2 separate regions of the Homo sapiens genome follow, and region 2 is linked to region 1. Evidence: read pairs that join two places in POLR2A ChIA-PET (ENCODE). Cell type or tissue: K562. All regions are shown on one strand.

Region 1 (5,000 bases):
CACCCATCCATCCATCCACCCACCCACCCACCCACCCATCCATCCATCCATCCATCCATCCATCCATCCACCCACCCATCCATCCACCCACCCACCCACTCATCCATCCACCCACCCACCTGTCCACCCATCCATCCATTCATCCATCCATCCACTCATCTATCCATCCACCCACCCATCCATCCACCCATCCATCCACCGACCCACCCATCCACCCATCCATCCATCCACCCACCCACCCACCCATCCATCCATCCACTCATCCATCCACCCTCCCACCCATCCACCCATCCATCCACCTACCCATCCATCTGTCCATCTGTCTATCCGTTTGTTCATCCATTCGTCCATCCTTCCATCTGTCCATCTGTCTGTCCATCTGTCTATCCATTTGTTCATCCATTCGTCCATCCTTCCATCTGTCCATCTGTCTGCCCATCTGCCTGTCCCTCCCATTCATTCATCTGTGTGTCCATTGCTGGCACGCTGGGGACAGAGAGCTTTATACATTGTCATCCTGCCCTGCAGAGGGGAAAGGCAGAATCAATCACTTCCAACCCACCCTTGTCAACCCCCCACAGGCCAGTGGAGGGGAGGACTACATGCTGAACACGCTCAGCTTGGACCTTCCCAGGATGGAGAGAAGGGTCAGAGAGCTTCCTGAGTGGGTGTCGGTGAGTGGATGTGGGCAGGCTCTCTGGACGAGAGTGGCCAGAGCCCGGGGTGGGCTTGTGGGTTGGAGGTGAATTTGTGGGAGGGAGAATTTTGCATGCAGCAGGAAGAGGTGAAGCAAGCCTGGACGTGAATGGGCGGCTTCTTCCCCACACTTCACCCCTTGTGCTGCCTGTGGAGTGAGCCACGGTGGCCAGTGATGGGCTTGCCCTAGGACCACTGTCCATGCCGAGTGGTGGCAGCCGCGCCCCGGGAGCACCCCCTCCTGCTGTGGTGGAAACGCAGCCAATGGACAGAGAGAGCCGGTCCCTGGAGCTCGGCTGAGTGTGACAGAGCTCCAGCCTGGGGGCAGCGAGGCTGCTGCACGGCCCACGGGACTCTGTCTTGAAGCGAGACCGTTACCATGACTGGCGCCGGGCGCCCACATACTGAGGTGTTTCTGTAGCACAGACACCCTGGGAAGAATGCCTGTCACACTCCCCAGCGGTCACGAGTTTCCCAAGAGAGTCAGATGTGGCCAGCTGCATGCGTCCCACCTTAAACACATGTGCACAAAAGACACTTCCTGGAGTGGGTGCGGGCGCCACCGTCTTGTGGCCACCGGAGACACTGATTCCTTTCCCAAGTCCCTGTGAAGTGTTTGTCTGAGGAGCTGGGTCTGTCAGCCTTTCTCTTCCACCTCTCAGCTCCCTTGGCCTTTGGGGTGAGTCTGCATAGACCTGCCCACCGCGGGACAGAGGCCTTCCCACAAGGACGAGGCAGCTGCTGTGGGACTGCCAACGTCTGTCTTTCTTGCCACACGGAAGGTCACCTGTCACCTGACAAGATTACCTGTCACTGATGGGCCACTTGTCACCTGAGGTCACCTGTCACCTGATGGGATCACCTGTTCCCTTTCAGCCCTCTTTGGCTTCAAGAGGTCGTGGGACCTCAGGTGTGCATCTGCCCTGGAGTGGTTTTGTTGTGGTTGGGGACATAGCTGTGTCCATCGCTTCTTGTCCCTCATCCCCCTGGGACCAGGCCTTGGGGAGCAGACAGCTGTGAACCCCCAGAGCTGTGAGTCAGTGCGAAGTGGGGAGAGAGCAGCCCACAAATCTCCAAAGGACAGACCACCATCCGCTCAGCTCCCAGCGCTCCCTGCGTCTCGGTAGTTCCTGCTACTGGCTGCTCCGTCCTCTCCAGGGCAGGCTGACTTCGTCGTCACCTGTCAGGCACAGCAGACGCCCACGGCAGGTGTGAGGTGAGGAAAGAAAACCGGACCCCACAGCCCTGAGTCCTCCCAGAGGCTGCTGGAGGGACGGGTGCTCTGCAGGGAAGCTCTGATGTCAGCGTTGTCCCAGTTTGCAGGGACAGGTCCTTGGGCCGAGGACCTCACTTTCAGTCAGCCACAGAGGCGTCCCGCAGCCCATCACCCACACGGAGAGTGCGAATGGCCTGGCCCGGCCTGCCTGTCTCATTCTCCTGTACACTCCAGCAACACGGACACCCACACCTTCCAGTCCCCCTGAGATCCCCAAGTCCTGTGCAGGGGAATGGTGGTCTCTGAAGACACGTCCACCTGCTGACCCCTGGAACCCGTGAGCATGCCTGCCCGAGAGGCCGTCTTTGCAGATGTAACAAGTTAAGGCCTGGAGAGGAGATCATCCTGGACTGAGAATGCCAGCAAACCCAACAACAGCCGTCCTTAGAGGAGAAGGGGGAGGGAGACTTGAGACCGGGACGGGGAGGGAGGCCACGTGGAGACGGAGGCAGAGATGGGAGGGGTGTGGCCACAAGCTGGGAGAAGCAGCAGCTTGTGTGCCGGAAGCTGGGAGAGGCAGGAAGGAGTGTCCATCCTGAGCCTCGTGAGGGAGCCGGCCCCGCCCACACCTTCCTCCACTTTGGCTCTGTCCTCCTGCCGGTGTGAGGAGCCCCCAGGCACGCGGGCGCCCCGCTTTAGAAATTCAGTTTAGAAGGTGCACCTGTGCATCAGTACCGAGGCATCCCAACTTATAAAACCCCAAATCAAGTATTTTATGAAAAAATTGCATATGTCTGTGTAGCTTTGTGGGAACGTTTATTTATTCATGTGAGACTCCAAATGCTTCACGCAGAAAAACAGCGACAGAAACACAGGATGCAGGGCAGAGATGGCATTTTACAGGGCAATATTTTCAGCGGCCACAGGAGGGCGCGTCTATAAAAGAAAACAGGACTGTGCGCGAGTGACCCACTCCACTCCCACCCGAGGCACGCACACACGCATGCACACACATGCACACTCACATGCACACACACACACACGCAGTCATCCACCCACATAGGCACACACATGCACAGACACGAAGTCACCCACCCACACATGTACCCTCACACATGCCTGCACACACACATACATGCACACTCACACATGCACACACATGCATGCACACATGCATGCTCATGCATGCACACCCACATGCAGTCATCCATCCACATGTGCGCACATGCACACAATCACATGCACTCACACGCACCCGCACCTGCAGTCACCCACCCACATGTGCACACACCCATGCACACATGCAGTCCCCCACCCACACATGCACACACACATGCCTGCACACACGCACACTCATGCATGCATGCACACACACACGGTCATCCACCCATATATACACACACATGCACATTCACATGCACACTCAGTCACCCACCCACATGTGCACACTGACATGCATACACACGCATGCACACACACATGCAGTCACCCACCCACACATACTCACACATGCCTGCACACGCATACACTCATGCATGCACACACGGTCATCCACCCACATATACACACACATGCACGTTCACATGCACACTCGCATGCACACATGCAGTCACCCACCCACACGTGCACACTCACACACGCATACATAGACATACACACACACGAAGTCACCCACCCACACATGCACCCCCACACCCCCATGGCCACCTAGTGGCGTTAGTCTTATTTTAATTATGTTCAGGTTAATCAAGGCTAAAATCGAGTTGAAGGGTGAGGGGCCTGAGTGCTTACACGGTCCCATCGGTGGAATAAAATAATTAGTTTAAGGCAGAGTGGGGAGTTTTTCTTGTTGAACAGTTAACATCCAGTCTCACAACCTTCTAAATGACATATCAAAAGCTTCGCAAGCACACAATTTTAAATGATAAAATCAGGCTCTACCAAAAGTTCAAGGTCACTTTTTTCCCCCTACACTCCCATGCCAAAAACATTTCTATAGTTTTTACTCAAATAACATTTGACAAATGGTAATTTGCGTTCTTCTGGGCTAATAGAGAGCAATAAAATCTATTGTTAATATTTTCAGCACCTTCTGGCTAAAATAATCCCATAACCCACTGAACCGTGCACCGCCCCCATAAGTGGTGGTACAAGGAAAGGTCAGGGCCACCAAACCTATCGCACAACCGCTGAAGTCAGCCACCCTGGCGGCCGGGGAGCGAATGGGAAGCACTTGACAACACCTGTCTTGGAGTTGCTTTTTGAAGCTTTGGTCAGAACATGCAGTCGTTTCCTTAATCCAGACTTTTGTGATCAGCAGTTTCTCCAAGGCGTGGTTGAACGGCCTCATAAGTAAAGTTGGCTTGGAGAGACCAGAAGACGTGGCTTTCACCCAGACCGATGACCGCTCTGCAGTGCCAAAGGGTGTGGCGTCCCGATTCCAGGGCCCTTTGCTTCCTATCCACTTGTTACCAAAATCAGGTAAAAAATTACCGAGGTAAAGAAGAAATAACATAAAGAGAGAAAACACAAAACTCAAAGCCAAAACTGTCCCAAGCCTTATAATACTTGTGAGCGAAGTCCTCAGCCCCTCCCGTGGTGCCCTCGATTCCCGTTAAAGGGCAGGAGCAGCAGCAGAAGCTGCTGTGAGCTCCAGGTCTCCACCTCATCCCCAACAACCATGCTCCCAAACCAGACAGCAGCAGCTGAAAACCGCAGAGCACCCTGCACTGTTGCCAGCCAATCCAGGAAGATAGATCATGCTGGTACAGACGGGTTTCAGTGCGGATGCAAATGAACTTATGCATGTGACTCTTCTTAGCTTTAAGCCTTTTACCTGAGGGTTTATTGTTGGAGTTATAGCAATGTATGGTGATGATAAAGGGTCTCCAGCATCATTCCGTGTAGTAAAAATGATGCTTCATCCGGGAGGGGAGGACTCCCCAGCATCTTACTCCCCGCCAGGCCTCCCACGCCCACCTGTTGGTATCTGAGGGTGAGGCGTGGAGGTGGCCAGACCATTACAGTTTGCCCGAGCGTCTAGATTTAGGAATTCTGTTGGACTTAGGAGCATCTAGATTGAGGTAAA
Region 2 (5,000 bases), 1.5 Mb after region 1:
AATTAGGCTGTCAGTAAATGTATGAAAATATGTCCTGTCAGAGAAATGTATATTGAAACAATGGGATGAATTTTTCTTTTATGGAATAGGCAAGGTATTAAAAAATGATAATACTTAGGCCAGGCATAGTGGCTCATGCCTGTAATCCCAGCACTTTGGAAGACTGAGGCGGGCGGATCACCTGAGGTCAGGAGTTCGAGACCAGCCTGGCCAACATGGTGAAACCCCGTGCCTACCAAAAATACAGAAATTAGCCAGGCATGGTGGCACATGCCTGTAATCCCAGCCACTCGGGAGGCTGAGGCAGGAGAATTGCTTGAACCTGGGAGGTGGAGGTTGCAGCGAGCTGAGATCGCACCACTGCACTACAGCCTGGGCGACAGAGCAAGACTCTGTCTCAAAAAAAAAAAAAAAAAAAAAAAAAGATAATACTTCAGTACTGATGAGAATGTAGAGAAAAAGCTTGCTTGAAACAAATTGGTACAATGTCTGCATAGGCAGCATTCTATCAGGTATGAAATATAGGTATCAAAACGATGGATACTCTGAGGATATAATGTCATGAAAAACGCTCCAGTGATACGAGAAAAGCATCTTACAAAAGAATATGTACAGAGTCCTACTTTCTTGATGGAATGGCTTGTATCAGAGAAATCCTCCAGCTAAAACAAGGGTAAAAGTTGGATTTAAAACAACAAAAACACTCCAGCTGATTGAATATACCGGAGCAACCAAGGCCGCTGGGCCCTGAAGAGCCGAGGTCCTGGAAAGAAGGGAAACATGGAGGCGATCCCTGTTTCCATTCAGGTTTGCATCTTGATTTCTCAAGACAGTAGAGTGAAACAGAAAGATCTGATGGCCTAGGGCATTTGACGTTCGCACAGGGTCGAGGGGATGAAAATGGAAGTTGAGAGCCTTCCGGTGGGAGAATTTCTGATAAAACATCCTAGGTTTTGGTCGAGCCTCCTGCAGGCCTGTGCTCTAGGAAGCAGGGCAGACCTGGAGGAGTGTGAGGTGAAGGATCGGGGGAGGAGGAGGAGCAGAGAGCAGACCCGGTGGCCGAGGCACCTGGATGTTGGGCGGGTCGTTCACTCGGTCATTCACTGTGCATTCATTGAGCACCGGCTGTGTGGCGATAACAGTAAAGAAACAAAAATCTCTGCCCTTGCGAGTTTATATCCCAGTGAGGAGTAACAAACAAATATCTTAAGGATTTGACCCCGGGCACACTAATGTTAGGGTGAAACTTAGGAAAGGAAAACCCAGCACAGGCGATGGAAAAGGAACTGTTTGTGAAGCAAGAGGAAGCCACGTGGGTGCGGCGTTTCGGGGCCTGTGGGCAGAGGGCCATCGGCCGTGTCAGGCCTGTGGGTGCAGGGCCATTGGCTGTGTCAGGTCTGTGGGTGGAGCATGATGGGCTGTGTCAGGCCTGTGGGCTGAGGGCGATTGGAGGGCGATCAGCTGTGTCAGACCTGTGGGAGCGCGATTGGCTGTGTCAGGCCTGTGGGCCGAGGGCAATTGGCTATGTCAGGCCTGTGGGCCGAGTGCGATTGGCTGTGTCAGGCCTGTGGGTGGAGGGCCATTGGCTGTGTCAGGCTTGTGGGCGGAGCACGATTGGCTGTGTCAGGCCTGTGGGCTGAGGGTGATTGGAGGGCCATCAGCTGTGTCAGGCCTGTGGGCCGAGGGCACTTGGCTGTGTCAGGCCTGTGGGCCGAGGGCAATTGGAGGGCAATTGGCTGTGTCAGGCTCGTGGGCCGATCACTATTTGCTGTGTCAGACCTGTGGGCGGAGGACGATTAGAGGGCAGTTGGCTGTGTCAGACCTGTGGGTGGAGGGCCATTGGCTGTGTCAGGCCTGTGTGCGCAGGGCGATTGGCTGTGTCAGCCTGTGGGCCAAGGGTGATTGGCTGTGTCAGGCCTGTGGGCGGAGGGCGATTGGCTGTGTCAGGCCTGTGAGCGAGGAGCGTTGGCTGTGTCAGGCCTGTGGGAGGAGTGCGATTGGCTGTGTCAGGCTTGTGGGCCAAGGGCGATTGGCTGTTTCAGGCCTGTGGGAGGAGCGCGAATGGCTGTTTCAGGCCCGTGGGCCGAGGGCGATTGGCTGTGTCAGGCCTGTGGGCGGAGGGCGATTGGAGCGTGAAAGGCAGGTCAAGTCCTGGGGGAAGCACAGAGGTTGGCTGTGGCCTGGAAAAGAGCGTGGCCCAAAACACTTACTGGCTGCGTGGTCCGACCATGGTGCAGGTGATTGCATAGTCAGTATGTCAGCTCCTGAAGTCAAATGAATTAGTCCTTAGGAACATCCCAGGCATATATGTTGTGTGACTTGATTTTGTGTTAGCTCAGGCATACGCATTAGAACGGTCACACATGAGGTTCGTGACACACACACGAGGCAGTCGGGGAGCAGAATCACCAAATGCCAAGGTCACACACCAGGTTCCCACGACTGTCTACTACTCAGTTATTTTTAACAGCTGTTAAATATCTCAGACTCACCCCAGCCTGAAGCTAGGTTTCTGACAATAACATGCATTTAACTCTAAGTTTACTTCTGTTCTCCCTACACTTCCCCACGTATATTATTCGAGTTAATTTTTGTCTTGTTTCCAATTTATTTCAAAGGATGCGAAGTACAAAACTGCTTCGGCTCATTGACTTAGATTTTTCATTTACTTTCTCTCTCTTGGATCTACCACCAGTAAATGAATATGACATGTATATCAGAAACTTTGGGAAAAAAAATACCAAGCAGGTAAGTATGAGATGTGTTAACTAAGTGATAAAATGCAAGTAAAGTCTAGTAGGATAACTTTGTGTCTTCCTGAATAATGTTCTGCAATATTAGAACTTGGGGATGGTCTGTGAAGGATACAAGCTTAGGGAAAATGGGGACCCATCTTCACATGGGGCCCATTCACCCGAGAGGCCGGGCACAGGCAAAGCCGGAGGCACTCCAGAGCCTTCAGGAGCTCTGGTGGGTGATCTGCTCGGAATGGGGACAGAATGGCTGCTGTCCTGACCTTGGAGTGAAGCTTTATGCTGTGCAAATGTTTTATTTATTTATTTAGAGACAGTCTCACTCTGTCGCCCAGGCCAGAGTGCAGTGGAGTGATCTTGGCTCACTGCAAACTCCACCTCCTGGGTTCAAGTGATTCTCGTGCCTCAGCCTGCCTTACCTGCCTGTCTGTTCCTCAGTGTCCAAGGCCTGTTTTCTGGGTGAACCCTTCCTAGTGACTTACAATGAATTCTTTCTCCTATTCCAGAGTTCCTACAATTTACTATTTCATGCAATTTTGTACTTCCCTGTAGTATTTCCAATCATTAATTCATTATGTGATGGTCTCACTTCACAACAAGGTTCTAAAGATTTTGAAGTCAGACGTCTTATCTAACATTTTTCTTACATTCCTGTTACTGGTACCACCAATCTTAACATTGTCTAGTTGGTACACTCAATAAAATCCTTTTAAAAGGAGGAAGGTCACGGGATGAAGCTGAAGAAGCTGATGGCTTTTACAATTTTTAAATTTTTAAATTTTTTTTAAGAGACAGGGTCTTGCTCTGCCACCCAGGCTGGATGGAGTGCAGTAGCAAGATCATATCTCACTGTAGCCTTGAACTCCTCGGACACTGACAATATTAATCCTGGTTTTGCAGCTGATTCACTCTGACCTTAAGTAGATTATTTATCTTTGGTGGTTTTCCTCATCATAAAGCTGTTAGTAACAAAACTGATTTCACTGAAGCATGTACCTTTTGAAATATATATGTAGTTTTGCAAAACCAGCATGTCCTAAGAAAATAGGGTGTGGGCAGGTGAGGTGGCAGTATTTTCAGACTAAAGGGAAATCGTTTGGTGAGACTTTTTGAACACACTTTTGAAAATTAGACCTGTATATATCTATATCGAACGTTTAAGCACAGGTTGTCTTTGCATGATTGTTCTTTATGCTTTGATACTTACTTTTGACACAGTGACTCTCATTATTATTTCAGTAATGACAGATTGCTCCGAAATTGAAACCAATGTTAATTTTGGCATATTTTTGTTTTTAAGGCATATGTTCAGTGTAACGAAGATAATGTTGAAAGAGACATTCAAACGGAGGAAATAGAGACCAGGGAAGTGTGGACCCAGCACCCGGGAGAAAGTACTGTTGTATCTGGAGGTAACATCTTGCTCTTGAGTGTTGACCATTGACTCTCTTTACATTCTTTTTTGTTTTATTTTTACTTATTCCCTTTCTGGTTCACTTTCATTTTGTCTTTCTCTTCTGTATGGTTGTTAGCATGTGACAATAGCAGTACCCAATTTTCTTTTAAAGAAACGCTAACCAGCAGCCACAGAGCTGCTGAACTACAAGTGGGAGGAAACCTGCTCTCGAGGCCCAGTCTGTGCCATTGCCAGGATTTATGACAGATTTTATTCCTGTGTAGAGGGAGAGATTCCACATTCCAAACAACCACTGTGTCGCTGGACCTTTGAAGCACACTGTGTTTTTAACTTAGGGGAAGCCTATTCTCATGAATATAGAATTTTTATGTTTCAAGTGCAGTTTGCAAAAATGTTCCATCAATTTATATCGAAGGTCCCTAGAATATATGGTTTCTGCTAAGTACTCTGGAGCGATTTACATGTTGAATACTTTACTGGTTTTTCTCAAGGAATTGCCTCTGTATGGCAGGGATGTATATTACTCCCTTTTCTCAGGTAAGCCTCACCTTAAGAAAGTAATATACCTAAACTTAAGACTTACATGATAATTAAATTGATGCCTTTGAAAAAAAATTTTTTTTTTGAGATGGAGCCTTGCTCTGTCACCCAGGCTGGAGTGCAGTGGCATGATCTCAGCTCACTGTAACCTCCGCCTCTTGGGTTCAAGTGATTCTCCTGCCTCAGCCTCCCGAGTAGCTGGGACTACAAGCGCCTGCTATCATGCCTGGCTAATTTTTGTATTTTTTAGTAGAGATGGGGTTTCGCCATGTTGGCCAGGCTGGTCTTGA

What was found. ChIA-PET counts read pairs that join two places held together with the same protein. Peaks named below come from ENCODE experiments on the same cell type or tissue, not always from the same donor. Only the 100,000 strongest peaks of a DNase experiment are listed, where the experiment ranks them.
Region 2: POLR2A ChIA-PET joins it to region 1 with 5 read pairs; 1 of 35 experiments calls an interaction of 5 or more read pairs at or near these places.

Annotation. Positions count from the first base shown.
Region 1 is chr7:157,430,279-157,435,278 of GRCh38, forward strand. No RefSeq gene overlaps it. Among named protein-coding and RNA genes, the nearest start is that of DNAJB6, 96 kb to the left of the region's middle. RefSeq lists an enhancer at 2,099-2,608. In K562, CTCF peaks have their summits at 1,274 (motif pointing left), 2,831 (motif pointing right) and 4,127; DNase peaks (open chromatin) are centred at 2,453 and 2,813; H3K27me3 peaks cover 3,433 bases.
Region 2 is chr7:158,908,932-158,913,931 of GRCh38, forward strand. DYNC2I1 (dynein 2 intermediate chain 1) reads left to right here. Exons shown (of 25, transcript NM_018051.5): 12 at 2,619-2,748; 13 at 4,054-4,165. Among named protein-coding and RNA genes, the nearest start is that of DYNC2I1, 55 kb to the left of the region's middle. RefSeq lists enhancers at 1,228-2,427, 1,678-2,331. In K562, no CTCF peak of the experiment used is centred here; DNase peaks (open chromatin) are centred at 1,440 and 1,890.